2 separate regions of the Homo sapiens genome follow, and region 2 is linked to region 1. Evidence: read pairs that join two places in POLR2A ChIA-PET (ENCODE). Cell type or tissue: PC-3. All regions are shown on one strand. Links, peaks and the distances in the headings refer to the core of each region. The heading gives the core; the rest is flanking DNA.

Evidence for each region. ChIA-PET counts read pairs that join two places held together with the same protein. Peaks named below come from ENCODE experiments on the same cell type or tissue, not always from the same donor. Only the 100,000 strongest peaks of a DNase experiment are listed, where the experiment ranks them.
Region 2: POLR2A ChIA-PET joins it to region 1 with 28 read pairs; 6 of 35 experiments call an interaction of 5 or more read pairs at or near these places.

Annotation. Positions count from the first base shown.
Region 1 is chr17:75,383,947-75,399,926 of GRCh38, reverse strand. GRB2 (growth factor receptor bound protein 2) reads left to right here. Exons shown (of 6, transcript NM_002086.5): 2 at 6,162-6,376. The coding sequence starts at 6,299. It overlaps LOC124904060 (a long non-coding RNA gene), which reads right to left and starts at 5,864. Exons shown (of 2, transcript XR_007065909.1): 1 at 5,496-5,864; 2 at 4,515-5,112. RefSeq lists enhancers at 4,993-5,901, 5,844-5,943 and a silencer at 14,992-15,192. In PC-3, for the core only: CTCF peaks have their summits at 5,226 and 5,442; a DNase peak (open chromatin) is centred at 5,926; H3K4me3 peaks cover 3,576 bases; H3K27ac peaks cover 1,407 bases.
Region 2 is chr17:75,212,560-75,228,539 of GRCh38, reverse strand. It overlaps NUP85 (nucleoporin 85), which reads right to left. Exons shown (of 19, transcript NM_024844.5): 5 at 15,421-15,464; 6 at 12,717-12,786; 7 at 10,234-10,355; 8 at 3,303-3,437; 9 at 3,076-3,198; 10 at 2,711-2,842; 11 at 2,383-2,489. Among named protein-coding and RNA genes, the nearest start is that of NUP85, 15 kb to the right of the region's middle. RefSeq lists enhancers at 1,886-3,085, 3,349-3,850. In PC-3, for the core only: no CTCF peak of the experiment used is centred there; no DNase peak of the experiment used is centred there.

The DNA.
Region 1 (15,980 bases), core at 2,923-10,922:
AGGCTGAGGCAGGCGGATCACGAGGTCAGGAGATCGAGACCATCCTGGCTAACATGGTGAAACCATGTCTCTACTAAAAATACAAAAAAATAAGCCGGGTGTGGTGGTGGGCACCTATAGTCCCAGCCACTCGGGAGGCTGAGGCAGGAGAATGGCATGAACCTGGGAGACGGAGCTTGCAGCGAGCCAAGATTGCGTCACTACACCAGCCTGGGCGACAGAGCGAGACTCTGTCTCAAAAAAATAAATAAATAATTGTTGGTCGGGCGCGGTGGCTCACGGCCTGTAATCCCAGCACTTTGGGAGGCCAAGGCGGGTGGATCACGAGGTCAGGAGTTCAAGACCAGCCTGACCAACATGGTGAAACCCTGCCTCTACTAAAAATACAAAAGTTAGTCAGTCGTGGTGGTGGGGGCATGTAATCCCAGCTACTTGGGAGGCTGAGGCAGGAGAATGGCTTGAATCCAGGAGACAGAGGTTGTGGTGAGCCAAGATCGTGCCACTGCATTCCAGCCTGGGTGACAAAGCGAGACTCCATCTCAAAAAAAAAAAAAAAAAAGAAAAGATTGTCAAGGCCAGGTGTGGTGGCTCACCCCTGTAATCCCAGCACTTGGAAAGGCTGAGATGGGGAGGATCACGTGAGTCCAGGAGTTTGAGATCAGCTTGGGCAACATGGTGAGTCCTGGTCACCACACACACACACACACAAAAATTAGCCAGGCATGGTGGTGTGCACCTGTAGTCCCAGCTACTTGGGAGGCTAAGGCAGGAGGATGGCTTGAGCCAAGGAGTTTGAGGCTGAAGTGAACCATGATTGCTCCACTGCACTTCAGCCTGGGCAATAGAGCGAGACTCTGTCTCAAATAATAAAAGTAAATAGGCTGGGCGCAGTGGCTCACGCCTGTAATCCCAGCACTTTGGGAGGGCAAAGTGGGCGGATCACCTGAGGTCGGGAGTTCAAGACCATCCTGGGCAACATGGCGAAATCCTGTCTCTATTAAAAATAGAAAAATCAGCTGGTCATGGTTACAGGCACCTGTAATCCCAGCTACTTGGGAGGCTGAGGCAGGAGAATCGCTTGAACCCAGGAGGTGGAGGTTGCAGTGAGCGGAGATCACGCCACTGCACTCCAGCCTGAGGGATAGAGCAAGACTCTGTCTCCAAAAAATAAATAAAAATAAATAAAAGTTGTCAATAGATTACCAAAGAACTCACCAAAAAGATTGAGCTGAGCTCATTAATTCCTTGCTGTAGTGTGGGTTCTGTGGTGATTTTATTATTATAATGTAACACCAAGCCACATTGTCAGTTAGTAACTTCTCAAAATGTTGAGTCAGTGGACACCGGGTAGGGTAAAAAGTCTTTGTGCCTGGTGCGGTGGCTCATACCTGTAATCCCAGCACTTTGGGAGGCCAAGGCAGGCAGATCTGTTGAGCTTAGGAGTTTGAGACCAGCCTGGGCAGCATAGGGAGACCCCATCTCTACAAAAAAAAATGAGTAGGCTATGGTGGCTGGTGCCTGTAGTCCCCACTAAGGAGGCTGAGGTGAGAGGATCCCTTGAGCCCAGGAGGCGGAGGTTGCAGTAAACCAAGATCACGCCACTGCCCTCCAGCCTTTGCTACAGAGTGAGACCCTTTCTGAAAAATAAATAAATAAATAAAAGTGTGTTTACTCAAAGTATTGCAGATTGGATTTTATAAATATTTTTAAAATTTGCCAATTAGTATATGAAAACTCTGATTGTTTTAATTTGCATTTCTTTTCATATGTTTTAAATAGAGTAACATTTAAAATTTCTTTTGAAGGCTGGGTGCAGTGGCTCATGCCTGTAATCCCAGCACTTTGGGAGGCTGAGGTGGGAGTTTGAGACCAGCCTGGCCAACATGGCGAAACCCCATCTCTACTAAAAATGCAAAAGTTAGCCAGGCTTGGTGGCGCGCACCTGTAGTCCCAGCTACTTGGGAGGTCGAGGCAGGAGAATTGCTTGATCCTAGGAGGCGGAGGTTGCAGTGACCTGAGATCGTGACACTGCAGTCCAGCCTGGGCGACAGAGCTAGATGCTGTCTCAAAAAATAAATAAATAAATAAATAAATAAATAAATAAATAAATTTTGAGTGATTATTACATGTCGGGCTCTATCCAGAGCACTTAATGTATGTTATATATGTTGTCTAATTTAATCCTCAGTGGATCTTATAAGGTAGATATTCTCATTTTACAGATGAGAAAACTGGAGCTTGTTTCACAACTTTGCCCACAACTGTAGCTGTAAGTGTGAGGGGCCTGCCTCTAGAGACCATGAAGATTCAACACTAAGCTATACTGGACTGTTGTCATGTATTTTATTTTCTGTGAATTTTGGGAAGAAGAGAGTTAAATGGAAGAAAGAAAAAAAATCTTGCAAATACCTTTAGGATAGTAGTTTTTTTGGATACAGTAGACATTGTTTGAAATGAATGATTAAAGCTGTACTTACCTTTCTTAAAATTCACTGCTTGGGATGGGCTGGTAACAGTTTCGAGGTTACTCTCATTAGGCTTCAGTGTTAAGTACACTATACCCCATTTTCTTGGGAAGTGAACAGCAACATCTACTCTGTTAAAATCATTATACATTGTGTCTGCTTTCAGATTTCTTCCTTTTAGTAATTAGTGTTGTGTATGTGTTAGATTTTTTTTTGTCTTTACTGAAACACACCCTTTGGAATTCCTTTAGCGAATATGCTCTTTTGGGTGGATAACCTAATAAGCTTTCCTCTTTGAGTTTTCTGTTTTTTTACTCAGCACAGCCATGGAAGTAGGGATTTAATTTTCTGTCAAACTCTGCATCTCACAAAGCAATAGTTACTCAAAACACGACTTTCAAGAAGGTTATTCTTTTTAAGCTTTCAGCAGATGAGCTGAGTAGCAGCAGGAAAGCAGGTATTGAGAACTGTCTTGGTTTTTGTACTGCTGTTGAGTAGTAACATTGCAGCTGTCTTAAATCCTGAATGACACAGAAGCTTATGGCTGGTCGTACTACATAGCACCTTGAAAGTGACAGGGCTTTTCATTTCTATCTGATTTCTGTTTTTCAAAAATAAAACTCCTTATTCTTTTCCTATCATTGTAAATATTCTTCAGCTTCCTATCACTAATACATAGTCTCGGCATTAGAGACCAGTTAAAATAAATAGGCTGAGGAAAATCTTGATAGTAGGAGAGATTTTGGAGCATTCATTAAAAGTAAAAATAGGGCTGGGCGTGGTGGCTCACTCTCCCCTGTATTCCTAGCACTTTGGGAGGCCGAGGCAGGCAGATTGCTTGAGGCCAGGAGTTTGAGACCAGCCTGGGTCTTAAAAGGTAGATATTATTCTCATTTTACAGATGACGAAACTGGAGCTTGTTTGAAAAGTTTGCCCAAAATTGTAGCAGTTAGCGTGAGGGGCCTGCCTCTAGAGACCATGCAAATTCAACACTAAGCTATACTGGACTGGTCTCACATAGTGAGACCCTGTCTCTACAAAAAATAGAAAAAGTAGCCGGGCATAGTGGCCCACACCTGTAGTTCCAGCTACTTGGGAAGCTGAGGCATGAGGATTACTTGAGCCAAGGAGATCAAGGATGCAGTAAGCCATGACCATGCCACTGCACTCGTGCCTGGACAACAGTGCAAGACCCTGTCTCAAAAAAAAAGAGAAAAGAAAAAGTAAAAGTAGATACACAGGGAACTAGGCAAGTAAAAAATAGAACATTAAGCAGTTGCTAATGCTGGGAAAAATCTAAGGATTGTACAAAAAAGTATGATTGGGTCAGGCACAGCGGCCGATGCCTGTAATCCCAGCACTTGGGGAGGCCAAAGTGGGCGGATCACTTGAGGCCAGGAGTTCAAGACCAGCCTGGCCAACATGGTGAAATCCCGTCTCTACTAAAAATATAAAAAGTAGCCAGGCTTGTTGGCACATGCCTGTAGTCCCAGCTACAGGCCGAGGTAGGAGGATCGCTTGAACCTGGGAGGTGGAGGTTGCAATGAGCCGAGATCATGCCACTGCACTCTAGCCTGGGCAATCTTAGAGAACTCTATCTCAAAAAAGAAAAAAAAAAAAACACAAAAAGTATGATTGGTTTTAGTGCATTATTTAAATTATCAGTGAGTAGTATTTCATAACATACTACTGATTAAACCAGAATATGTGATATTACTGGTATAGGTCGGGGGAAACTAAATCTTCACCTTTCAGGCAATAGATAATGGCTGGAATAAACTGAGAAAGCAGTAAAAGCACATTCTTTAGAAATACTCTATCCATTTTGTGCATTGACCACAAGATTTAAAAAAAGAAAAATAAGTAAATACAAAGAGAAAGCAAAAAACAAAATCGAGAGTGATCGCCTGTGGGTGTTGGTAGGGAGCTGCTCTTTTTCATAAGCCTTTTAATACTCTGACTTTTAAAATTATGTACACGGATTAGTTTGATCAAAGTAACTACAGAGAGTGTAAGTGAAGGGCATTTAAGGATACACAAGTATAAATATTCGCAGATCAACCTCTGTATTTTTTAATATTTGCTGGGACTCTTTCTTTACTTTCCCTGTTACAGCCAGCGCCACATGGAATATCTTAGGTATGGCCTGAAGGAATAAACATTGGTTTGGTTTATTAGTTACCTGCAGCAGAATGTTTGGCTTTCAGAATTTGACTGAAGGACTCATTGTCAGACGATTTATTTTCTTTTTGATAATACTTATCTTGGTCTAATCTTAATATTCCCCACTGCTTTACTACTTGGTCCATTTGCAGCTATGCTTGATTAGTGCCCCAATTGTCAACTTTAGAACAAAGGAATAATAATCACTTGTGCCCCTCAAATGAGCTGCTGGGTTGTAATTATCCAAGAAAGGTGTCACTATAAATAATCTGTCCCAGTTCTGTTGTTTTCTGCTTTTGTTTAGCAAGTATGAAAACAGTGACCGAGCTAACCAGAACGGGGCTTTATTTTTATTTAGTTATCCACAGATCTAGGTTGTGTCCTATATTCATGGCTGGAGACGCTTCACTACACCGTTCATTGTACTACTGCCAGTTCCTCATCGTCTGATACAGTATCTCAGGGTTCTCACAGAATCTTTTACCTGCAAAATGCAGTTTGCATCAGTTTTATACTCTGCTTGCTCTAAGAAGCTGTGCACAGGGTGACTGTGAGAGAGACTTCTCTTTGACCTTCTGCGGGCACCATCTCCCTGCACTTTCTTTCCCAAACAAGATACTTGGCAGCTCAGATTCTGAAAAAGGGATTCCTTTCAAGTGTAGATTAGGACTTCAGCTCTGCTCCTTAGGTTAGTTAGAAATAATGTGGAGCTATTTCTGGAGTGCTGAGCCTTGGTCATTTATTTCATTCCTGGTGGGGACCCCAGAGTCTTGGGGATCTGCCGGGGAAAGGGAGCCTTATGCAAGAGCGTCATCCCCACCATTTCCACTGGTACACAGCTTGGAGCTGTGATCTTTCTCTGGTTACCTGAGCTTGCCGATCACAACATGGAAGTGCAGGGGGAAAGCCGCCGGTGCTTGTAGCAGTAAATGGATTGAAAAAGCAGTTCCTACATTTACTTTCTCCTGCTCTCCTGGGAGCAGATCATGGTTTAGTTTCGAGAAGAGTGCAGCAGCTCGAGACCAAAGAGTTTTGCTTTGCTTGCTCTTGACTGTGCAGTAGGGAAGCCAGCATTCTCAGAAGACCAGAAAGGATGGCGGTGGGGAAGGGAGGGAGACAGGCCTGTTTAACCGAGAAGAGACAGGTGCCATCCCCAGGGTGAGGCCTTCCTTTCAGTGGACCGTATTTGGTGCTGGAGAAGAGCCTGTGAGGAGTAAAGGAGGAAAGGCGGAGACTGAGTGGGACTCCAGCCGGTTCCTGCACGCAGTGCACACCCAGCGGGAAGGAAGAGGAAGTGTGTTCAGGAATAGCTCAGGCAGCTGTGCCATTGGCCGGCAGGCCTGTCAGTCGCCTGGGGGCCGAGGCTGAAAAGAGGAAGAAGTCGGCGGGGGGGGGCTGTTGCCTGGAAGGGAGGGAGGAGGGCTGAGCCAGGCCGAGCCAGGGGGCGTGGGGGCTGGGACAGCAGGCCGATTGGCAGGGCGGGGTTGCCTTCAATCCTGGCCACTGCTCTTAATCGTCCCTCTCCTGCTTCAGGGTGGCATTGTGTGTCCCAGAGTGCCGGAGCGAGTCCCAGAAGAGAGGCGAGGCTAAGCCCAGAGCGCTGGGTTGCTTCAGCAGGGAAGACTCCCTTCCCCCTGCTTCAGGCTGCTGAGCACTGAGCAGCGCTCAGAATGGAAGCCATCGCCAAATATGACTTCAAAGCTACTGCAGACGACGAGCTGAGCTTCAAAAGGGGGGACATCCTCAAGGTAAGTGCTGATGCCGAGCACAATGCTGAGATCGCTCTCCCTGTGCTCACCCACCTTCTTTCGCCCTGATTACACACAAAGAAGCTGTGTTTTTCATTGTACACTTTTAACATTTACCATCATATTTGTTCTGGAGAGCTTTAGATGCTGAGTAGAATATTAAATATGACTTAAGTGAGTTGGTGTGATGTGTGGTGTTTAACTGCCTTTGTGTGAATGCCTCATTTGTCTGTTGATACTGGTAATATTTCAAGTAAAGTCAAAGTAATGTGATTGTAGAAAGGAAGTATATGAGTAGATTGATTTGCCCTGTAGAGTTTTATTTTAAAAATAGCATTTTTTAAAAAGACCCAGACCTGAAGTATTTATGTAAAAGCATTCAGTTAGTCTTACTTTGTATAGCCAAAGGATTTTGCGTTCTGGAATATGATTTTGGTAGGTTAGAAATTAATTTTCCCAGTTTAGAGAGGTTGTTAGAAGTACATACCAAAACTCATTAAAGAACTTCAGTGTATTTTTATTCTTTGTGAAAAAACAAATGGAGTTCTAAATAATAAGGTGCAACCTGCTATTGTACAAGTCAGATTTCGACTTTCTTAAAAGAAACTTGAGGAGCAATTACCCCATATTAAACTCTAATTGCACGAAAAGAAACCTGCTGACAGTTTAAAAATCAGCTTCTATACCATGTGCAGCTTATTTTGAGCCCCACTATTTATGTGAGGATTCGCTCTCCCCCAGCACATGTTAATTATGTTGTTTACCCAATTGACTGTAGCAGTTTGCTCTTTTGGATGTGTAATTTATTTTAACGAGGATGAGTGTTATCAAAGAGTATGTTAACTTTAAAGGAGGAAAGGCTGAAGCTTCATGTTTGAGTGTTCCCTGTGTCTCAAGTTTTGACATTTTTCCTTCTGAGCCTTAGACTGATTGTTGGAATTTGCTACCTCATTTGTTTACTACCCCTGAATGAAATTCTTAGAATTTTATGAAGAGAAAGCAAGTGGAGATGTAGAAATATGGTTCTTTATAAAAGGACGTGCAGTCTTTTTACTTTTAAGTTATGTGGACTTATTGATAGTCTTTATTTTGCCCTCATTGCCCAAGGCGTAGAGTTCTACTCTGAAGTTAACTGCCCAGTAATTTCTTAATGTTAGAAATGTAGGTTGAGCCTCATAGAAGATGATGCTGCAGAGCCCTTTAAAGAGAAGAAAACTTTGTGTCTGTGTGTTCATTTCAAAGCTGTGTTTGTGACACCACACTTTTCGAGGGTATTCTCAAAGTCAACACTAAATTGTCAGAAAGCAGACGGAACCATTTTCTAGAAACTAGGTTTCTATTTTCTTGAACTAGAGAAAATATGCCCAGCTAGAGATCAGGGCAAAGTTAACTTAGACTACAAAATTCCTCAGTTTTCATTGGTGTATGGGAGAGGTAATTTGATGTTTCTGTAGGTGATTACTGTTTTCTGTAGATAACCCACTTGTGATGGTATAAGATGGGCTACTCAAATGCCCACATCTATAGCCTGTACAAAAGCCCTTTTGGGCTAGTATTTTTTGTTTTTGATACAAACTTAGATTTTTTCATAAGTTTATCTTAGAAACTTGAACCTAGAAGGCTGGTGGTTCATATTTTTCTCTAAATCTGTCCCATTGCACATTAAGCACTGAAGCAACAAATTAAAACAAAACTAGGGGCATGCGGTCTCTTTTTAAGAATTTTTTTTTTTTTTTTTTTTTTGAGATGGAGTCTCGCTCTGTCACCCAGGCTGGAGTGCGGTGGTACAATCTGGGCTCACCGCAAGCTCCACCTCCCAGGTTCATGCCATTCTCCTGCCTCAGCCTCCCGAGTAGCCGGGACTACAGGCGCCCGCCACCACGCCCGGCTAATTTTTTGAATTTTTAGTGGAGATGGGATTTCACCATGTTAGCCAGGATGATCTCAATCTCCTGACCTCGTGATCTGCCCACCTCGGCCTCCCAAAGTGCTGGGATTACAGGCGTGAGCTACTGCACCCAGCCTTTTTTTAAAATTTTTAAACAAGAACTTTCCCTGATTTCTGTCTTTGAAGTTTGTCCTAGACCTAGACCATGAACATTTTATAAATTCTTTAACTTAAATTAGTAAATTCTGGAGCAAGTGTAAAAACCTTCTTTCCCATCCTATTATTAGGGAAGAAGATCCTGTTTAACAGTCCCTCAGAAATTTTTATTATGGAGGAGAAAGTAAATCAGAATACTCACATTCACTTTTAGATTTTCTTTGAGGAGAGAGAAAAATACATATATGTGGTTCTTTTCAATTTGGTAGATAACTGAGATATGAAGTCATAATGCCATTATTGCTTTTGAACGGTGGCCATTAGCTGTTTGTTGGTAATGTTGTGGCTTTACTCCAAAAGAAAAAAAAAAGAGTGACGATACAGTAGTTGCCCTTTGTCTCATAACTGTGTGAAATGGCTGGGTGAAGAGGAGGAACATGCTTTCTTAAAAGCTGTTAGTTAAAAAAACGGAGTTTTCCTCATTTGATTCTTCAAGAAGTAAACTGGCTTCATTTGAATTGCTTTGATTTGGGACGTCTTGAGGGTATTAGTTGTAAGCCAAAACATGTTTTAAAAGTTGCTGGAATAGCATTGAACAATTTAACTTTCATTGAAATAGGCATATATATGCCTTCTCTTGATAAAGGAGACGTGCATATGGATATTGAATAAGTTTCATTTCAAGATAATGAAATAGGCACTTAGCCTTCATCCTCTGTCTATAGTTCAGAAGGATCACATCTTCTCCTGTCTTGGAGTTCCTGGTTAACTTTTAGTTAAAAATGGTGACTCCTCTCCTCCAGCAGACCCCTTCCCTACTTTCTGTCTACACATTGACCTGTTACTGTCCAGAGAAAAAGAGGAAAAAATAAAAGCATTTTACTGGAAGCCTAAAATAGAGTTGAATGGTTCAATATGTCTGCCTTTGTTTCTCTCTCTTATAAAAGCTTGTGTTTTTCTTGGCTCGGGGAGGGAGAGGACACTGGGATGTAAAATAGAAGGAATTGCCCTTCCACTGCAGGTTTCAGGCCTGGTGTGGTTGGAATACATCAGAATTCCTCCCACCATTGTAGGGCAGGCTTGAGACAGTCCCAGAGGTTCTCCACTGACAAGACCCCTAAATAGTCTACACTAGAGCACATAAAACTTACCTAGGAGTTGCAACTGCCATTTAGGGGCTTATGTATACATACTTCAAACTGTGCTTATAGGAATTAAGAGACCCATTTTGAGCTCTCAGATCTGTGCTCATTCCATTCTAGAGCCAGCCTCTTGCTTTCTTCAGCTCTAGTGGAGAGCCAGCCTGGATCATCTAGGTGTATTCTACCCTCTCTGGCACTAACTACCTTTACCAGTTTCTTAAACTACTTTAAAAACAGGTCTTGAGTTCACATTGAGATCTTCAAAGCATTCTGTCTCAGCACTGCCTGGCCTATTTCAGTGTCACACTGACTGAGCATCTCTTGAGCCAGATACTGGGATAAGTTGCTTTGAGAGTTGGGAGAGAAATATAAGATGTACTTTCTCCCTTCAGAAGCTCCAAAATCTCAAGTAAGAGAATTGAGATTAATATGTGAAACAGTACAAGATGGTATATAAAAATTTTTTTAGAACAGGAAAAGATCTTTTAAAATTTATTTTTATTTATTTTTTTATTTTTTTGAGATGGAGTCTCGCTCTGTCACCCAGGCTGGAGTGCAGTGGCGCGATCTCGGCTCACTGCAAGCTCTGCCTCCCGGGTTCACGCCATTCTCCTGCCTCAGCCTCCCAGTAGCTGGGACTACAGGCACCCACCAGCACGCCCGGCTAATTTTTTGTATTTTTAGTAGAGACGGGGTTTCACCATGTTAGCCAGGATGGTCTCGATCTCCTGACCTGGTGATCCGCCCGTCTCGGCCTCCCAAAGTGCTGGGATTACAGGCGTGAGCCACCGCGCCCGGCAAGATCTTTTAAAATTTCTTAAGTTAGACTTACTCTTTTACAGATGAGGAAATGGTGGCCCATATAGGTTAAATGATCTATCCAAGATCACACAACTATCATTCTTGGTAGTGATTTGTAGTAGTGATTCTTAGTAGTATTTGATGGTATACTTGAGTCGGGTTGCACACTGTAACTGCTAGAGTCGTTCAGGAAGGATGAAACTGGCAAGCGCTGACATCAGTCAGGTGTGTGCAGAGTTGTGACTTGAACCTTGTAGGAGAACAGGACGTGTAGGTTAAGAGAAGGAGGACATTTCAAGGGAGACGAAACTTGTGCTTGTTGTGTTTGAGATAGGAAGGCTGGAATAAGAATCTAGACTGACATAGTGGAAAATAAGGTAGAGTTGGAGCGAGGTGAGAAAAGCCCAGTAAGAGTTTGATCTGGTCCTTAAGAAGCCTCGGAAGGTTTTTAGCGATGAAGAGCATTGTGTGTGTGTGTATAAAGAATTGCAAGGGGGCAAGGCTGGGGCCCCAAGCCTGGATGGTGGCAAGTAATCGGGTTGTGTGTCAAGTGTCTGTATCAACCTGGGATACTAGAAATGAAGGAGGGGAGTGGTTTGAAAGATACTGAAAGCAAGAATCATGGGATTTCTGCCTGTCAGATAGGGGCATTTTAATAAGTCTCCTAAGAAAGGAATGCCCTTTGATTATGATCCTCAATGGAGAAGATCAGTGGAGAGCCAATCCCTAGTTTGGTTGGTTAGAGTTTTCACAAGTTATAAGTCCTGAGTTTCAGTGCACAAGTCCCATTTCAGGGGTTCAAATTACCTAATCTAAATAAAAAGCCAGGCATGCTCGTGCAAGCCTGAAGGCCCCACCTGCTCATGAAGCTGAGAGAGGAAGATTGCTTGAGCCCAGGAGTTGGAGCCCAACCTGGGCAACAAAGCGAGACCCCATCTCCAAATTAAAAAAAAAAAAAAGTGTTTTTCTTCCCCCCCCCCACTATTTTAAAGTCCTAGTATCAGTATACTCTGTAGAACCATTTATTTTTTCCTCCCAAAGTGCTGGGATTACAGGTGTGAGCCATTGCACCCAGCCTTTGCCTTTTGGTAAGAATTCTTATCAATCTTGTTGACTAAACCAGAATATTGCATTTAATCTTTAAGAAGGAGGTTAGTTTGTGGTCAGGCGTGGTGGCTCACGCCTGAATCCCAACACTTTGGGGAGGCCGAGGCGCATGGATCATTTGAGGTCAGGAGTTCGAGACCAGCCTGGCCAACATGGTGAAACCCCATCTCTACTAAAAATACAAAAAACAGCCGGGCCCGGTGGTGCGCGTGCGTACCTGTAATCCCAGCTACTCGGGAGGCTGAGGGAGGAGAATCGCTTGAACCCGGGATGTGGAGGTTCCAGTGAGCCAAGATTGTGCCATTCCACTCCAGCCTGGGCAACCGAGAGAGACTCCATCTCAAAAAAACAAAAACAAAAAAGGAAGGGAGCAGTTTGTTGTTTGAGTGCTCTTAAAGCAAATAATCTGCTTGCTTTTTATTATATTCATTTTGTCAGCTGAATGGACTATTTCCAAATAGGTGCTGAGAATGAACTTTCATTTCCTATAAAAGATTCTTTTTGGGAGACTGGCTGAAGATGATTCTTCCTCCTGTTTGGAGAAAGAAATGAGTAAGGAAATGTAGTATTCCTTCAGAATCTTTCAGTTTCACCTCTAAACCATATGGTAGAATTGCTTCTAAGTTGTTGGGTTTGTTTTTTTGTTTTGTTTTTTTTTTTAGGCGAAGTCTCACTCTGTCGCCCAGGCTGGAGTGCAATCGCACGATCTTGGCTTGCTGCAACCTCCACCTCCTGAGTTCAAGTGATCGTCCTGTCTCAGCCTCCCGAGTAGATGGGATTATAGGCGCCCGCCACCACACCTGGCTAATTTTTTGTATTTTTAATAGAGATGTGGTTTTATCATGTTGGCCAGGCTGGTCTTAAACTCCTGACCTCAAATGATCCACCTGCCTCGGCCTCCCAAAGTGCTGGGATTACAGGTGTGAGCCACCATGCCCAGCCTACTAAATTATAGATCATTTCTAATCTTGAATGCTGAAATATTGACTTTTTTTTTTTTTTTTTAAGACAGAGTCTCCCCCTGTCACCAAGGCTGGAATGCAGAGGTGCCATCATAGCTCACTGCAACCTCTGCCTCCCAGGCTCAAACGATCCTCCCACCTCAGCCTATAGCTGGGACTACAGGCACGTGCTACCACACCCTGCTAATTTTTGTACTTTTAGTAGAGGTGAGTTTCACCATGTTGGCCAGGTTAGTCTCGAACTCCTGGCCTCAAAATATCTACCCACCTTGGCTAGGATTACAGGCTTGAGCCACCGTCCTGGGCAAGATTGGCACTCTTTTTTTTTTTGAGATGGAGTCTCGCTCTGTCCCTCAGGCTGGATGGAGTGCAGTGGTGGGATCTCAGCTCACTGCAAGCTCCGCCTCCTGGGTTCATGCCATTCTCCTACCTCAGCCTCCCGATTAGTTGGGACTACAGGCACCCGCCACCACACCCAGCTAATTTTTGTGTGTGTGTGTTTTTAGTTAGCCAGGATGGTCTCTATCCTCTGACCTCGTGATCTGCCCCTCTCAGCCTCCCAAAGTGCTGGGGTTACAGGCGTGAGCCACCGCGCCTGGCCAAGATCGGCATTCTTAACCCCATTTTATGGGTGCAGAAACAGGCTCAAAGCTTAAGAAACTTGCTCAGATTCACACATCTAGCAAGTGACAGAGGTGAAGTTTGATCTTAGGTCTTGCTGTGGTGTACTGGGTGTACCCATCACAATACATGGATACCCCTCTTAACTGTCCAGGTATGAGTAGACCAGAAATGTTAGGGTATCAGTAGTCTTGCTTTGTTCAGCTGCCTGGCATTGCTTCCATGAGTGATTTATTGGACTTCCTGTCTAGAGTAAGTTTGTCATTTTGTATGTCAGATTACCAAAGATAACAAAGATTGACCCCATCCTTTGCTGGCTACAGTGTGAAGAAATGGTTACCACTTTCCCATGTCTCTGGAGATTTTTACCAATATTGTCTTTCTCACTGGTGGCTTGGTAATAGGTATCAGAACATAAAATGATCCAGCAAGTAACATTTTAAGAATTTGTTCTAAGGCCAAGCGCAGTGGCTCATGCCTATAATCCCAGCACTTTGGGAGGCCAAAGCGGGTAGATCACTTGAGGTCAGAGTTTGCGACCAGCCCGGCCAACATGGTGAAATCCCGTTTCTACTAAAAATACACAAATTAGCTGGGCGTGGTGGTGTGTGCCTCTAGTCCCAGCTACTCAGGAGGCTGAGGCATGAGAATCGCTTGAACTCGGGAGGCAGAGGTTGCAGTGAGCCGAGATCATGCCACTGCACTCCAGCCTGGGCGACAGAGTGAGACTCCGTCTCCAAAAAAAAAAAGAATTTATTCTAAGAAACTCATAAACAAGTTTTTTAAAGATGTAGACATAAGGATGTTTATTTCAATTATGTATATACCACCTAGAAAAATTTTTTTCTGCCAATACTGTCAATTGTAAGATGCATTTTAGAGATGTTAAAACACATAAAAGTGGCATGCACCTTCCAGTTCATGAAATTGCCATACAAGCCAAAAAGCAAAACCAATTAGTGGGGTTTACAGAGGTAGATTATGGCACCTATTAAGTGGCAATGAAGGTGTTAACGTTGATCTGTATCAACACAGAATAATGCCTACACTTGCACAGAGAAACGTTTAAATGGATCCTGTTTTAATAAGTAATAATATAACTAACATATTAAATACTTAGCATGCCTTTGCTCTAAGCTAAGTATTCAACTTCCCTTCTCTTTTAATCTCACGCAAATCTTGTAAAGGCAGATGCTGTTATCCCCATTTTACTGACAAAAAATCTGAGGCTTAATTTGCCCAAATTCACAAGTTAGGATTCAGATCCAATCTGGTTTAGTCCTGATTTTATGTTCTTTTGTTCTTTTCCCTTTTTTTATTTTTATTTTTTATTTTCGAGATGGAGTTTCACTCTTGTTGCTCAGGCTGGAGTGCAATGGCACAATCTCAGCTCACTGCAACCTCCACTTCCGTGGTTCAAGTGATTCTCCTGCCTCAGCCTCCTGAGTAGCTGGGATTACAAGCATCTACCACCATGCCCAGCTAATTTTTGTATTTTTAGTAGAGACAGTGTTTCACCATGTTGGCCGGGCTGGTCTCAAAATCCTGAACGCAGGTAATATGCCTGCCTCAGCCTCCCAAAGTGTTGGGATTATAGAAGTGAGCCACCACGGTCAGCCTTATTTTCATTTTTGAAACAGGGTCTTGCTCTGTCACCCAGGCTGGGATGCGGTGGCATGATCTTGACTCATTGCAACCTTGACCTCTCAGTCTCAAGGAATCCTCCTACTTCAGCCTCCTGAATAGGTGGGACTACAGCTGTGCACTACCACACCTGGATAATTTAAGGGTTTTTTTGTTTGTTTGTTTGTTTGCTTTTTTTTTTTTTTTTTTTTTTTTTTTTTGGTAGAGCCAGGAGGTCTCACTGTTGCCCACGCTGGTCTCGAACTCCTGGGCTCAAGCGATCCGCCTGCCTCCCAAAGTGCTGGGATTACCGACATGAGCTACCGCGCCCGGCCTCTGTAAATAAAGCCTTTCTATACACAAATGAGGTCAAACTAGAGAGAGAGGCCATTTAGGAAAAATTGCTGTCTTTTCCTCTTTTTTTATCATATACATAGATCTCTTTCTGAATGGTCTCCCAAGGAGTAATTGTTGTCTCCAAGTAACTGAATTTCAGGTGACTTTTACTCTTCATACTCTTGAATTAGTTACCATATGTATCAGTTTTATTATTTATTTTATTTTATGTTATGTTATGTTATTTTGAGACAAGAGTCTCTGTTGCCCAGGCTGGAGTACAGTGGTGTGATCTCACCTCACTGCAACCTCCACCTCCCGGGTTCAAGCGATTCTCCTGCCTTAGCCTCTTGAGTAGCTGGGATTATAGGCATGTGCCACCACGCCCGGCTTATTTTTTGTATTTTTAGTAGAGACAGGGTTTCACCATGTCGGCCAGGCTGGTCTCAAACTCCCGACCTCAGGCGATCCACCCGCCTTGGCCTCCCAAAGTGCTGGGATTACAGGGGTGAGCCACCATGCCCAGCTATCAGTTTTATTAAAAGAAAAAAGTTACATTCAGATAGTAAGCAGTTTACATTCTGCATCTAGTTTACCTTGAAGGATATTCTAGGAAGGTGAAGTGCTCTGCTGAGGAGTGGTTTTGTTTCTTAAGCGTTGAGATTTAACCTGATTTTAAATCTTAGGCTGAAGTTCACTGTGACTGTGCTCAGGATCATAAAACTTTGAGACATTTGAAAAACTGACCCAAAATGACTTTTTGAGGAAAACCTTCGTCCTTTTGGCAGCTACTCCCTTAATTTTACCTCCTTCTGGATGTGGAATGAGAGACATCTGAAGTATTGTAAAGAATACTGGCTCTAGGCGAGACCTGCCTGCTTGGAATCCTAGCTCTGTCACAGACAGATCGGGCATTGCGATCTTGGGCAATTTACGGGATGGCTTTGTGTTTTGGTTCTGACATCTGT
Region 2 (15,980 bases), core at 2,873-10,872, 170 kb after region 1:
AGGGCACACTTCCTAAAACTGCTACTGCCTCTGAAGACATTGCAGCCCATTTCACAATTCCTGGGACAAGCTCTGCTTTTCTGTTCCTCTTTCAAAACAGGATAGGAGGTAGCCTCGTGATCAGAGAAATGCAAACTCCAAGATTTCCCACTAACAGAGCTCAGATCCCTTCCTGCTTGTGAGAGTGGAGAGAGGCTGAGACTGGGGGACTGCAAGCCTAATCATTCCTTGTCTGTGTCCGGCACGAGAGTGATGTTGTTCACCCCTCTTCATGGTACTTCTCTTTCTCTTCTGCCACTGGAAACAGCAGGATGCTTTCCCCTTTTATACTCCCTGCATCCAACAGACTTCTTCTGCTCAAATCTGTTTTATTCCTAAAAATCCAGATACAGGGCTTATAAATTAGGAAGCCCTGGTGAAACTCACTCACTGTTATAACACAGGAAATTTAGAATACTCAACTATGGGCAGAGACACCAACAAAGCCAAACGATGGTGTGTTTGTGTGTTTTTAAGTTATTCTCACTAATTCTTCCATGCAGGGACTTCTCACAATGTTTACAGGCCTGTGAAAATATTGACACAAAACTTGACTTTCAGGCCGGGCATGGTGGCTTACGCCTGTAATCCTAGCACTGTGGGAGGCCAAGACAGGCAGATCGCTTGAGCTCACAAGTTCAAGAACAGCTTGGGCAACATAGTGAAACCTCATCTCTCCAAAAAAAAAAATAATAATTAGCCAGGCATGGTGGCGCACACTTGTAGTCCTAGCTACCTGGAAGGCTGAGGCAAGAGGATCACTTGAACCCAGGAGGTCAAGGCTGCAGTGAGCTGAGATCACTCCACTGCACTCCAGCCCGGGTGACAAAGTGAGACCCTGTTTCAAAAAAAAAAAACTTGGCAGGGCGCGGTGGCTCACGCCTGTAATCCCAGCACTTTGGGAGGCCGAGATGGGCAGATGACCTGAGGTCAGGAGTTCCAGACCAGCCTGCCTAGGCAACATGGTGAAACCCTGTCTCTATTGAAAAACACAAAAATTTGCTGGGCGTGGTGACGGACACCTGTAATCCCAGCTACTTGGGAGACTGAGGCAGTAGAATTGCTGGAACCCAGTAGGTGGAGGTTGCAGTGAGCCAAGATCACGCCACTGCACTCCAGTCTGGGTGACAAGAGCAAAACTCTGTCTCAAAAAAAAAAAAAAAAAAAAAAAAAACCCAGAAACAAACACACAAAAAACTTGTTTTTCATTCCCCAAATCTAGTATCATTTTCTTGAAGCCCTGGCATTCTTTTGGCCAAAACAAGAAAAGCAGGTAGGGCGAAGGAAACTCTTCCCATGCCCAGATCTACAAACAGCCAGTTGAGGTCAGTGAATCTGACACCTGATCAAGGCCATCTTCTGCCATTACCCACTTCCTCCCTTCCCAGCACGTCTTCAGTGCAATGCCCACCATCCAGGGTGCACAACAAGGAAGGGGACCTTCTTTCTGACTTACCATATATGGAGAGTTCTGGAAAGGTTTACCTTTGATTGATTATGTTTGGCACTCCCTTTCCTGCCTTGCTAAAGATTCAGTGCAATCATAGAACACCCTCTTTTGGATAGAGGGCTGGAAATTCTGAATAATACCCAGCCTGAAGCCCAGTGGTTCGGTAGCTCACGTCACTGGAGTGAGACTCTTGGAACACGCCATCCCATAAGGTGTCCATTAGGTGCCAAGAAACAGGCTTGCTGGCTTTTTCTAGATTTTAAATGTCAAAGTAGTTTCCCGCGATGTTATTTTAAATGAACATCCCTGAAATGGAAACAGTTATGTATATGGTAGCCCTCAAGCCTCCAGGAAGTCCCTAAGCTCACCCAGAGAAAAGCCATTATCTACCTGTGGCAAGTCAAGCAGGGGAGCAGATGCTATGGTTTGAAGGGATCCCCTCTAAAACCCCAGTTTTGCCAATGTGATAGTATTAAGAGGTAGGGCCTCTAAGAGGTGATTAGGCCAGGAGGTGATTAGGCCACATCCTCCCTCATGAATGTGATTGGGTGCCCTTATAAAGCGACTTGATGAAGGGAGTTTGTCCTTCTTGCCCTTCCACCACATGAGAACACAGTGTTCAAGGTGCCATGTTGGAAGCAGAGAGCAGCCCTCACCAGCAACATTGCCAGTGCCCTGATCCTGGACTTCCTAGCCTCCAGAACGGTGAGAAAATAATCTTTTTCTTTATAAATTATCTGGTCTCAGGTATTCTGTAATATCAGCGTGAGATGGACTAAGATAGCAGGTCTGAGGGAAGAAGGGTAAGGAAGGAACAGGCCACTCTAGAAACGCAAGGTGGTGATATTTGTACACCTAAAAATGGTTACAGTGGGGGGTGGGAGAGATCCTACCTGCACTCTTTGATTACTTGATGGATGTCAAACTCAAAGGCTGCCAACAAGATGTTGTCCAGGGGTTCTGGGCTGCTCTCACCTCCCAGAAACAGGTCCAGGCTGGACTGTGGAAAGGTGATGAGACACTCAATCCTGAGGACGGAAGCAGAGACTCGGGGCAGGCAGGGCTGCTGTATAACGAACCCCAGAGAAGGTGCCTTGTTCTTTCACTAAGGGCCAAAGGAAAGGGTCTTCCTGTTCCTCAGGGAGGAATTCAAAGAGAATGACCCATCAGGGCGCCCCCAGGACTCCTACCCCCACCCTTGCCCACCCCGAGCTCACTCACCTGGGCATAGTAGTGCAGATCAATGGGTTTTACTGTGGGATTGGAGTACAAGAGCCGAGTCACTAGGAAATGATACCAATTACTCAGAAGTTCCTTCTGCTCTAACAAGGCAGCTTCGTCTCCCAGCATAATCTGAGGAGAGACATTTGTGCTGAACTCTGTCCTCCTCTCAGGGGTACCTTCTCCATAATGCTCCTGCTCTCAGCTAAGGGCACCGGATTTCAACTAGTCTGAAAGCTCTCGCCATCACGGCAGAGCGACAGACAGCCCTATCCAAGGAGGACCAAGCTCCTGCCACTGCTGCACTGGATGCCACAGCCCCCATAGGAAGCCAACATGGATGCAATCTGAACTGCTTCCCAGACCTTCAAGAGAGACTCCAGGTGAGGGCTGGTGGCGAATGTGCTGTCCTGGAGGTACCGCTCACATTCCTCGTGCCAGTGCTGCCACTTCAGCTCCAGCTCTGTCAGTGTCTGGGTGTTCCCGGGCTAAGGGAGAGACCAGCCATGAGACGTCATCCCATCCACACCCTTTATATTTAGTGAATCACGCATCTCCTGTGACCCAGCAGAGCAAAGCTACCCCCACGTACACTAAGAATGGGCATTGTCCTCATCAGGTCCCCCATGATTCGGCATATGCCTGCAGAGGCGGGGCTGGCATCGGCTTCCTTGGAGAGCATCTGTCGGGCCTCATCCAGCCGGCCCTGCAGCACCAAGATGGTCACCTGGGAGGAGATCCGGGCCCATAAGCATTGGCAGGAGGCCTGGCCCTGCCGAGGCGTGAGGAGGCCAGTCCCCTCACCCCACACTTTGGCTTTTTAACTCTTCACACACAGGCTTCTTTCTGCACCTGAGTCTGCCCTGGGAAGAATGATGGCTCTTTCCCTCCAGAAGTAATCTATCACATCCAATCTCATGGCTTTGTCACCTCCACTATGTTTTTCAAACAGCCAGCTGTAGTCCATTATAGCCTGTGACCACCTTTTTTTTTTTTTTTTCCAGAGTTCCCCTCTTGTTGCCCAGGCTGGAGTGCAATGGCATAATCTCGGCTCACTGCAACCTCCACTTCCCGGGTTCAAGCGATTCTCCTGTCTCAACCTCCCGAGTAGCTGAGATTACAGGCGCATGCCATCACGCCCAGCTAATTTTTGTGTTTTTAGTAAAGATGGGGTTTCACCATATTGGCCAGGCTGGTCTCGAACTCCTGACCTCAAGTGATTCCCCGCCTCGGCCTCCCAAAGTGTTGGGATTACAGGCGTGAGCCACCACGCTCAGCCCCAGCTTTTCAAAAATGAAAGAAACAGAAAAACATGTTCCTCTACCTGCTTCCCCCCACCCCTTCTCCACCATCATGGTGTGTGCTGTTGATTATTTCTCCCACCATCTTCTCACAAAATGTCCAGGATCATGCAATTCCTGGCCAAGAAACAAAAGCAAAATCGTCCCATTCACCAGTGGATTCAGATTAAAACTGGTAATACAGGGCTGGGCGTGGTGGCTCACAGCTGTAATCCCAGCACTTTGGGAGGCCAAGACGGGCAGATCACAAAGTCAGAAGATCGAGACCATCCTGGTTAACATGGTGAAACCCCATCTCTACTAAAAATACAAAAAATTAGCCAGGCGTGGTGGCAGGCGCCTGTAGTCCCAGCTACTTGGGAGGCTAAGGCAGGAGAATCGCTTGAATCTGGGCGGCGGAGGTTGCAGTGAGCTGAGATTGTGCCACTGCACTCCAGCCTGGATGACAGAGTGAGACTCCATCTCAAAAAAACAAAACAAAACAAAATAAAACAAAATTGCTAATACAGTTAGCTACAACCCCAAGAGGAGGGACTGGAGAAGAACCAAGCTGGGTCTGCCAGGAATTACACATGAGATGAGTCTACACGTAAGACTATCATCTTATCACATCAAGCTGAAACTGTCACCACTATCTGGAAAGGTGGACATACTTTGTTGAGAAAATGGTTTTTCTCTGATTATAAGCTCTACAATAGTAGGTTGGTTCAATAATAAATATGTGAGAAGTTTTGTTTGGAAAAAAATTAAAATGAAATAATATAAAATATCAGAATGCATTAAATAAAATGGTTCATAAAAGTTTCAGTTCAAATATAAATATGTAAAATAAATACACTCAGGCCAGGCGTGGTGGCTCACGTCTGTAATTCCAGCACTTTGGGAGGCCGAGACGGGTGGATCACCTGAGGTCAGGAGTTCAAGACCAGCCTGGTCAACATGGTGAAACCCTGTTTCTACTAAAAATACAAAAATTAGCCGGGCGTGATGGTGCATGCCTGTAGTCCCAGCTACTCGGGAGGCTGAGGAACAAGAATCATTTGAACCCGGGAGGCAGAGGTTGCAGTGAGCCAAGATCACGCCACTGCACCCCAGCCTGGGTGACAGAGTGAGACTCCATCTCAAAAATAACATAACATAACATAAAATATACACTCAATGCAAATAGTCTTCACTGTTCAGTCTTTATCTGTGAATCTGCCTACTCACTAAAATTTATCTGTAACCCCCAAATCAGTATTTGTGGTACTTTCAAATCAAAATTAAGAGTGGCAAGAATATTGAGTTGCTTGACACACACTAAACAAGGCTTTCTCGTGATGCAGTTAGTGCCACATTTTTTTCATTTTTGTACATTTTCTTGGGTCCCCACGTGTAGTACTGAAGTGCTTTCTAGTGTTGCTAAGTGCAAGAACTATGGGAGGTGTTAGATAAGCTTCATTCAGACACGAATTATAGTGCTGTTGGCCCTGAGTTTTTTTTTTTTTTTTTTTTTTGAGACAGAGTCTTGCTGTCGCCCAGGCTGGAGTGCAGTGGCGCGATCTCGGCTCACTGCAAGCTCCACTTCCCAGGTTCACGCCATTCTCCTGCCTCAGCCTCCCGAGTAGCTGGGACTACAGGCGCCTGCCACCATGCCTGGCTAATTTTTTGTATTTTTAGTAGAGACGGGGTTTCACTGTGTTAGCCAGGATGGTCTTGATCTCCTGACTTCATGATCCGCCCGCCTCGGCCTCCCAAAGTGCTGGGATTACAGGCGTGAGCCACTGCGCCTGGCTGACTTCACTGTTAATGATTCAACAATATTATGTCAAGTAAGTTGTCTCCAAACAGATACACACATAAAACAAGTGATCGGTTATATATTGATTGGTTGAACAAAATATGACCAGAGGCTTGCAGGAACCTAACCCTGTATTTCCCCTAGGAGCAATGGTTCAATATTCACTAATTCAGTATTCAAGGCACTGCACTCCAGCCTGGGCAACAAGAGCAAAACTCTATCTCAAAAAAAAAAAAAAAAAAAAAAAAAAAAATCACAAATATATAAACATATACATACTGATAACTCCCAACTTTTCCTCTCTAGCCCAAACTTCCTTGTCTGAATTCCAGCTTTGTATATCCAAGTGCCTAGTCAACATCTCCACTTAGATCTTGAATAGGCATCTTAAAACGTAACATGTCGGACAGGCATGGTGCCTCACGCCTGTAATCCCAACACTTTGGGAAGCCAAGGAGGGTGGATTGCTTGGGCCCAGGAGTTTGAGACCAGCCTGGACAACATGGCAAAACCCCGTCTCCACTACAAATACAAAAATTAGTTGGACATGGTGGCACGCCTTTGTAGTCCTGGCTACTTGGGAGGCTTAGGAGGGGAGGATCACCTGAGCTTAGGCGGTCAAGGCTGCAGTGAGCTGTAATCTGACCACTGCACTCCAACATGGGCAACAGAGACTTTGTCTCAAAACAAACAAACAAACAAACAAAACAAAACACACACACACACGAGAGAAACATGTCTAAAATTAAATACCAGTTTGCCTCCAATTCACCAACCTTATCCTCCCACATTCTTCTATTTCTTGCATGCCCACATCAAATCAATCCATCAGCAAACCCCATCAACTCTCTTCAAACATATCTAGCCTACACCACCACCATCTTTTACCTGGCTTAGTACAGCAGAATCCAGACTGGCCTGTTTCCATCCTTGCTGTAGTCTCAACATGGCAGCCAGGACAGCCTTTGGGAACCTAAGTAAGATCTCAGGCTTCCTCTGCTCAGCTCTCCAATGCCCCCTCACCCCATATGGCTTAGAAGTAAAAGACTAGCTTTTACTGTGCATCAACCGTGTCAACTACTTCACCCACATTTATGTCCTTTAACTAATTTAATGATCACAACAGCCCCATGGGACAGGTATTATTATCTCCACTGGACAGATGAGGACCCTTAAGGCCGTTAAGTAGCTCACTCAAGATCTCACACCTAGTGACCGGGCACAGTGGCTCACACCTGTAATCCCAATACTTTGGGAGGCCAAGGCAACAGGACTGCTTGAGGCCAGGAGTTCAAAAAATAAAAAAATTTGGCTGGGCATGGTGGCTCAAGCCTGTAATCCCAGCACTTTGGGAGGCTGAGGCAGGCGGATCACTTGAGGTCAGGAGTTCGAGACCAGCCTGGCCAAAACAGCAAAACCCCATCTCTACTAAAAATAAAAAAATGAGCCAGGCAGGATGGCGAGAGCCTATAATCCCAGCTGAGATCGCCCCACTGCACTCTGGCCTGGGCAACAGAGTGAGACTCTGCCTCAAAAAATAAATAAATAAAAATAAAAAATAATTGGGTTAGCCGGGCGTGGCGGCTCACGCCTGTAAACCCACCACTTTGGGAGGCCAAGGCAGGCAGATCACAAGGTCAGATCGAGACCATCCTGGCTAACATGGTGAAATCCCGTCTCTACTAAACAAAATTAAAAAATTAGCCAGGCGTGGTGGCAGGCGCCCGTGGTCCCAGCTACTCGGGAGGCTGAGGCAGGAGAATGGCATGAACCCGGGAGGCGGAGCTTGCAGCGAGCCGAGATCGTGCCACTGCACTCCAGCCTGGGCAATAGAGCGAGACTCCAGCTAAAAAAAAAAAAAAAAAAAAAATTGGGATGGTGGGATGGAGGGAGGCAGGCAAATCACTTGAGGTCAGGAGTTCAAGACCAGCCTGACCAACATGATGAAACCCCATCTCTACTAAAAATACAAAAAACAAAACAAAACAAAACAAAAACCAGCTGGGCATCATGGCGTATACCTATAATCCCAGCTACTTGGTAGACTGAGACAGAACTGCTTGAACCAGGGAGGCAGAGGTTGCAGTGAACTGAGATAGCGCCACTGCACTCCAGCCTGGGCAACAGAGAAAGACGCCATCTCAAAAAATAAATAAATAAATAAAAACTTTAGCTGGTGGTGGTAACACATGTCTGTGGTCCCAGCTACTTGGGAGGCTAAAGTAGGAGGACCACTGGAGACCTGGAGGCCAAGGCTACAGTGACTGGTGATTGTGCACTGCAGCCTGGGGAACACAGTGAAACTGTATTTAAAAAAAAAAAAAAAGGCCAGGCATGGTGGCTCATGCTGGTAATCCCAGCACTTTGGGAGGCCAAGGTGGGTGAATCACAAGGTCAGGAGTTTGAGACCAGCCTGGCCAATATGGTAAAACCCCATCCCTACTAAAAATACAAAAATTAGCTGGGCATGGTGACGCGCGCCTGTAGTCCCAGCTACTCAGGAGGCTGAGGCAGAAGAATCACTTGAACCCCGGAGGCAGAGGTCGCAGTGAGCTGAGATGGCGCCACTGCACTCCAGCCTAGGTGACAGAGAGAGACTCTGTCTCAAAAAAGGAAAAAAACCCACCTCACAGCTAGTAAAAGGCAGAGCTGGAATGCTAACCCAGGCAGTGTGGCACCACAGACCATGTTGTTAGTCACCCTGCTATGTAGGCTGCAAAAAGCTAAAGTCTCAGTGACAGCCCAGGGGGCTGTCTCAGACCTGGCCTGGTATCGCTCTGTCTTTATCTCCCCAGCTCATCCCTCCCACCTACCCCTACATAGCACAGCCCCTCCTGCCCCACCCTGGCTCTAGAACACAGCATCTACAGGCCCTGCTATCTGGAATGCTTTCTTCAGCCTAGCTCTCCTCACCTCCTTCAGGTCTCACCTCCAATCTCTCATGAGGGAGGCCTTCTTCGATGCCCCTCCAGCACTTGCAGCCTCCCTCCCTTCTTGGCACCTTGGCAGAGCATTTCACTATGTGCCAGGATACATGGTACTAGCCTATGTGTTGCTGTTCTTTCTCCACACACAGGATATAAACTCCATAAAGGCAGGAATCTTTGCCTGTTTTAGTCATGGTGTCTCCTTGGTGCCTTGCAAATAGTAGGGACTCAATAAATACTCAGTGAATGACCAGGAATGGTGGCTCACACTTGCAGTTCCAACACTTTGGGAGGCCAAGGTGGAAGGATTGCTTGAGCCCAGGAGTTCAAGACCAGCCTGGGTAATACAGTGAAACCTCACCTCTACAAAAAATAAAACTAGCCAGGCGTAGTGGTGTGCGCCTGTAGTCCCAGCCACTCAGGAGGCTGAGGTGGGAGGATTGCTTGAGCCCAGGAAATCAAAGGTGCATTGTGCCATGATCGCATCACTGCACTCCCGCCCAGGCCGCAAAGCGAAACCCTGTCTCTAAACGACAACAACAAACCTTAGCGAATCAATCAGAGACTCAAACATTTGGCCCACTACTTCCTGTGAGCCACCGTGCCGGGCCGAATTCCAGGTTTTCTTTTCTTTTCTTTTTTTTTGTCCTCACAATCTGTTCCCAATTTCAGGCTTTATAAGTTTAGTTGACTTTCCATTAGCCCAGTCAACTAGCGATCTCCTCCCTGCCACCTCCCAATTGGGTCAGTCAGCAGAGGTGAATGGAAATACCTAACACATAGAAAATACATCCATATACACATATACGACATGCTGACTTCGAAACTGATGATCCAAAGTAATGTGCAAGCTCATTTACATCCAACCCTGTATGCACCCCAGCCCCTGTCAATTGGTTTTATATCATTACCCAGGCATGGTGGTTGGCACTTGTGGTCCCAGCTACTTGAGAGGCTGAGGTGGTAGGACCGCACAGGAGGCGGAGGTTGCAGTGAGCAAGATCAGGCCACTGCACAACAGCCTGGGGAACAGAGTCGGACTATCTTTTCTCTTTTATATTTTTATTTATTAATTTGTTTTGAGATGGAGGGTCTCACTTTGTTGCCCAGGCTAATCTCAAACTCCTGGGCTCAAGAGATTCCTGACTTGGCCTCCCAAAGTGCTGGCTGGAATTACAGGCATGAGCCACCGCACCCAGCCGAGACCCTGTCTCAAAAAAAAAAAAAAAAAAACGGTTTTGTATTCCTTTTTGTGTCTTCTCTTCCTTAGATCCACAAAGAAATCAAATTTCCTTTTACCCTGGAAAAGTCTTCAAAGCATTATTTTTCTTACATGGTACCTCGGTTTTAGACTCTCCCATAGAGCAGGGAAGAAAAGATCCAAAAGAGTCTCCATAGTAACAGACTCCAAAAGCCAGCCTACTGCTGGAGGCTCAGTGGGTGTCCTCAGACCCACCCGGCAGCACCAGGGACAGTAGGACACATGGTGGGAGGTGGGGGCCCGGCCTGTCTTACCAAGTTCCAGAAGCTGTCATGTTTGCTTGGATTCTCACTGCCCAGAACATCTGCCGACAAACTGTCCACCTCGCACACATGGAGCCGGACCCAGTCAAGGAGATGGAGGAGGAGAGGGCCAGCTGGGAGGAGAGACTCTCATCACACACAAAAGCCTCAGCTTCATCTGCAGCAAGTTCCTTTATCCAAGGAACAGAGAACTTTAAGGCAGACAAGCTGACTACATAGGTTTATCCCTTTTAAGCAGTCACACACATGGTCCTGAATGACAGACTGTGCTAGGAAAAAGCAAATGCACTTTCACCAAATATTACTTCTGTGCCAGGCAGCTCCATCTTTAACTGACCCCAGAAAGGGGTGAACATGGAATGCAGACCTCACTACCCCACACTCCAGATTCTTCACAAATACTTAATAGCTACATAAGTAATGGCCGTTTAGGAACCAACAATGACTAGATAGCAAGCAGCCAGGTATGCAATGATGATAAAAACATAGGGCCAGGGGGCTGGTGGTGCACACCTGGAATCCCAGCACTTTCGGAGGCTAAGGCAGGTGGATCATCTAAGCTCAGGAGTTCAAGACCAGCCTGGACAACATGGTGAAACCCTGTCTCTACTAAAAATACAAAAATTAGCCGGGCGTGGTGGCGCATGCCTGTAATTCCAGCTACTCAGGTGGCTAAGGCAGAATTGCTTGAACCCAGGAGGCAGAGGTTGCAGTGAGCCAAGATCGCACAACTGCACTCCAGCCTGGGTGACGGAGTGAGACTCTGTCTCAAAAAACAAAACAAAACAAAACATATGGCCGGGCATGGTAGTTCATGTCTGTAATCCCAGCACTTTGGGAGGCTGAGGCAGGCAGATCGCTTGAGCCCAGGAGTTTGACACTAGGCTGGGCAACATAGGGAGACCCCATCTCTACAAAAAAAAATAAAAAATTAGCCGAGCCAGGAATGGTGGCTCACGCCTATAATCCCAGCATTTTGCGAGGCCAAGATGGGCAGACTGCTTGAGCCCAAGAGTTCAAGAACAGCCCGGGCAACATAGCGAAATTTCCTCTCCACAAAAAATACAAAAATTAGCCGGGCGTGGTGGTGCAGGCCTGTGGTCCCAGCTACTTGGGAGGCTGGGCAGGAGGATTGCTTGAGCCCAGGAAGTCGAGGCTTCTGAGCTGTGATCACGCCACTGTACTCCAGCATGGGTGACAGAGCAAGACCCTGTCTCCCCTCCCCCAGCATATACACACAAAAAATTAGCCTAGCATGGTGGCACGTGCCTGTAGTCCCAGCTACTCAGGAGGCTGAGACAGGAGGATCGCTTGAGCCTGGGAGGTCCAGACTGCAATAGCTGTGATTGTACCACCACACTCCAGCCTAAGTGACAGAGTGAGAACTTGTCTCAATCAATCAATAAAAATAAAATGAAATAAAATGGCAGAGTACAGCCAGCACTCCGTATCCATGATGTAGAACCTGCAGATACAAAGAGCCAACTGTAACCTCCTCAAAAATCCACTGGAGAAGGGAGGCCTCTGAACAACCAACTCTAATTTCAAGTTCCTCACTTCTTTAGTGAGAGTATGAATAAAATGCTAGGGCTACACAGAGGTTACTACTCATTTATGGAAAATAGCAAACATAAATCCTTAAAAGAAATGCAAAAAAGCTGCAGCAGATCCACAGAGAGCTCATACAGGCCATGACACTATACTGACCACAGTTTAATTCAAGATCAACAGAAGGCTGGGCACGGTGGCTCACACCTGGAATCCCTGCACTTTGGGAGACCGAGGCAGGCAGATTACCTGAGGTTGGGAGTTCGAGACCAGCCTGACCAACATGGAGAAACCTCATCTCCACTAAAAATACAAAATTAGCCAGGCGTGGCAGCGCATGTCTGTAATCCCAGCTACTCAGGAGGTTGAGGCAGGAGAATCGCTTGAACCCAGGAGGTGGAGGTTGCGGTGAGCTGAGATCACGCCATTGCACTCCAGCCTGGGCAACAAGAGTGAAACTCTGTCTCAAAAAAAAAAAAAGATCAACAGAAAAATTCCCATTGGCAGAGTTCATACCCATTGGCAGAGTTAACACACAGAGTTGCCCTGTCCCAATGATTCATGACAGAATTCCCAATGTGACTTTGCCTCTCACCACCTAATCCTACCCCACATTCATAAAACTTTCTTAAGCTTGGCCAGTCCATGATGTTAACACTGACACCCCCTTTCACACACTAGTTTAATATTTCTCAGTACTTGTCAGGGTTTAGGTTTCTTGGAGGCACTCTGCATGATTCTTTTTGCAGCACCTGACAAAACGGTCAGGTTTCTTTGGGTGTTTTCTAACGACTTCCCGTGGTTATAATGATGGAAAGAACATTCTCAGGAATAAAACACTCATCACCATGCACAGGAAAGATGAGGAAAGAGCAGAAGATGGAAGGGGACACCTATGAGATTATGGTGAGATATTCCATGCCTACCTGGGGCCACTTCAATAAAAAGAATCTCACACAGGTTCCAGATGAGCTCCATTGCTGACAAAATGGAGACCTAAGGAAGAAATGGGGACAGGTTTCACCTGAAATGATTCCTGAGCTTTGCTCTCAGAGCCAAGGGATAAAGCAGACTTTGACTCATATGACAGTCATTCCTTAACCCAAAGGTTACTGCAATCCTACTGGAGGATTTCCCACAGGGGAGCCAGCGTGAGGATGTTAGGTGGTGGGATGGAGACCAACACTATTTTGTTTTAGTGGTTGTGATTTTATTTTACTGTGCATTACAAAAATAACTTGGCCAGGTGCAGTGGCTCATTCCTGTAATCCCAGCACTTTGGGAGGCCAAGGCAGGTGGAATGCTTGAGTCTAGGAGTTTGAGACCAGCTTGAGCAACATGGCAAGATCCTGTCTCAACAAAAAATATAAAAATTGGCCAAGTGTAGTGACATATCCCCGCAGTCTCAGCTACTCAGGAGGCTGAGGTGGGAGCATCACTTGAGCCCAGGAAGTTGAGTCTGAGTGAGCCATAATCGTGCCACTATTCCAGCCTGGGCAAGAGCGAGACCTTGTCTCAAAATTTAAAAAAAGAAAAAATATAACTTGCATGTCACCAGTTATTATTTATTTATCTTTTGAGATGGAGTTTGGCTCTTGCTGCCCAAGCTAGAGTGCAGTGGCATAATCTTGGCTCACTGCAACTTCCGCCTCCCGGGTTCAAGTGATTCTCCTGCCTCAGCCTCCCCAGTAGCTGGGATTACAGGCGCCTGCCACCATGCCCAGCTAATTTTTTGTATTTTTAGTAGAGACGAGGTTTCACCTTGTTAGCCAGGAAGGTCTCGATCTCCTGACCTCGTGATACACCTGCCTCGGCCTCCCAAAGTGCTGGGATTACAGGCTTGAGCCACCGTGCCCTGCCAACACTCAGTTTTTGTTTTTTGTTTTTTTTTTTGAGACAGAGTCTCACTCTGTCAGTCAGGCTGGAGTGCAGTGGCATGATCTCGGCTCACTGCAACCTCTGCCTCCAGGGTTCAAGCAATTCTCCTGCCTCAGCCTCCCAAGTGGCTGGGATTACAGGCGCACACCACCACGCCTAGCTAAATATTGTATTTTTAGTAGAGATGGAGTTTCCGTGTTGGCCAGGCTAGTTTCGAACTCCTAACCTCAAGAGATCCACCCACCTCGGCCTCTCAAAGTGCTGGGATTACAGGCGTGAGCCACTGCGCCCAGCCTATCTTGATGAACTGATGCTTTAGCAAGGTGCTTCATTTGAGTAAAAAGAAGAGACAATATTTAGAAGAATATTCAGTAGATGACATGAAACACGTAGACAGAGCAAGAATTGTGAAGCTGGTATTCAAAGGACTGAAGTTTAGGGGAACAGTCTATTAACGGGAAAGCCCAATATAAGACCCCGAAATAAATCAGACCTGGACCTTGCCCTTAGGAATACGCAGGCTTCCCTTCCTCACCATCCTTCAGTCCACAGACACCATGATGACTTGTTCATAAGGGTACTTCAGAGACAGTGAATTACTACCTAGTCACTACTGACTTTGAAAAGTATCTAATATGAAGCATCTACTGAGGAAAAAGATACTGTAAGTCATCTTCCAGCTCCAAGTAAAGTAGAGCCACTTGCAACTCAGTAAAAATGTTGAGTTTAGCCGGGCGCAGTGGCTCACACTTGTAATCCCAGCACTTTGGGAGGCTGAGGCAGGCAGATCACGAGGTCAGGAGATCGAGAGCATCCTGGCTAACACGGTGAAACCCCCTCTCTACTAAAAATACAAAAAATTAGCCCAGCTACTCGGGAGGCTGAGGCAGGAGAATGGCATGAACCTGGGAGGCGGAGCTTGCAGTGAGCCGAGATCGCGCCACTGCATTCCAGCCTGGGCGACAGAGAGAGACTCCGTCTCAAAAAAAAAAAAAAAAAAAAAAAAAAACTTGAGTTTTGCCAGGTGTGGCAGCTCACACCTATAATCCCAGCACTTTGGGAGGCCAAGGCAGGAGGATCACTTGAGCCCAAGAGTTCGAGACCAGCTTTGACAACACAGAGAGACCCTGTCTTTCAAAAAAAAAATGTTGAGTTCAAGAAGTGAGGAGTGTTTATGAGACCGAGCAGTGATCTCACAAGATTACTTCTCCATTTCAGGTGACAACCCCTCAACACAATTTGGTCAGGACATATATGTTCCATAAGAACGGAACATTCAGGGCCAGCACGGTGGCTTACACCTGTAATCCCACCACTTTGGGAGGTCGAGGCGGGTGGATCACTTGAGGTCAAAAGTTCAAGACCAGCCTGGCCAACATGGTGAAACCCCATCTCTACTAAAAATGCAAAAAGTAGCTGGGCTTGGTGTGGCATGCACCTATAATCCCAGCTACTCGGGAGGCTGAGACAGGAGAAATGCTTGAACCCAGGGCACTCCAGCCTGGGTGACAGAGCAAGACTCCATCTCAAAAAAAAAAAAAAGGAACCGAACATTCACTCAAGTATTTAACAAGCACTTCCTTGTGAGCTACACCTTGAAGGGGGCAAGACAATCACTGTCACCCAAAGGAGCTGCCTATCTACCTGAAAAGAAGAGACTTCTGCCATAACAGGAACTGCAAAGCCACCCCAGGTGGGTGCCCAGGACACAGGACACAGTGGTGCTAAAACAATAAAGGTGACTCCCCTTACCTGGCTGCTGAACTGGCGGCCATTGGCTGGATCTTTAGCAGCAACTAACAAAACACAAAACATTTTAAGTGAGCAATGGAACTCTTAGGCTTATTGTCATAGCTGAATATTCCAGGGTCTATGGCTTGAGCCTCTGTTTATTTTAATGAGAAAAATTAAAAGACATTATAATCTCTTTTAATTATGGATTTTTTTGTTGCTGTTAATGCTTCATATCCCTTCAATTCTCAAACCAAAAGCCCTCAAGTTACAAAATGGCACTTTCAACTGCAACACAGCTACCATAAAGGTCTCTGACATGCCAAGCACAGTGGCTCACACCTGTAATCCCGACACTTTGGGAGGCTGATGTCAAAGGACTGCTTGAGCCCAGGAGTTCAAGAACAGCCTGGAAAAATTAGGGAGACCCCGTTTCTACAAATAATTTAAAAATTATCAGAACAAAGTTCTCTGAGGAAAACTGGACAAAAACTGTTTAAATTAGCTGGGCATGGTAGTACACACCTGCAGTCCCAACTACTTGGAAGGATGAGGTAGGAAGATCACTTGAGCCCAGGCGG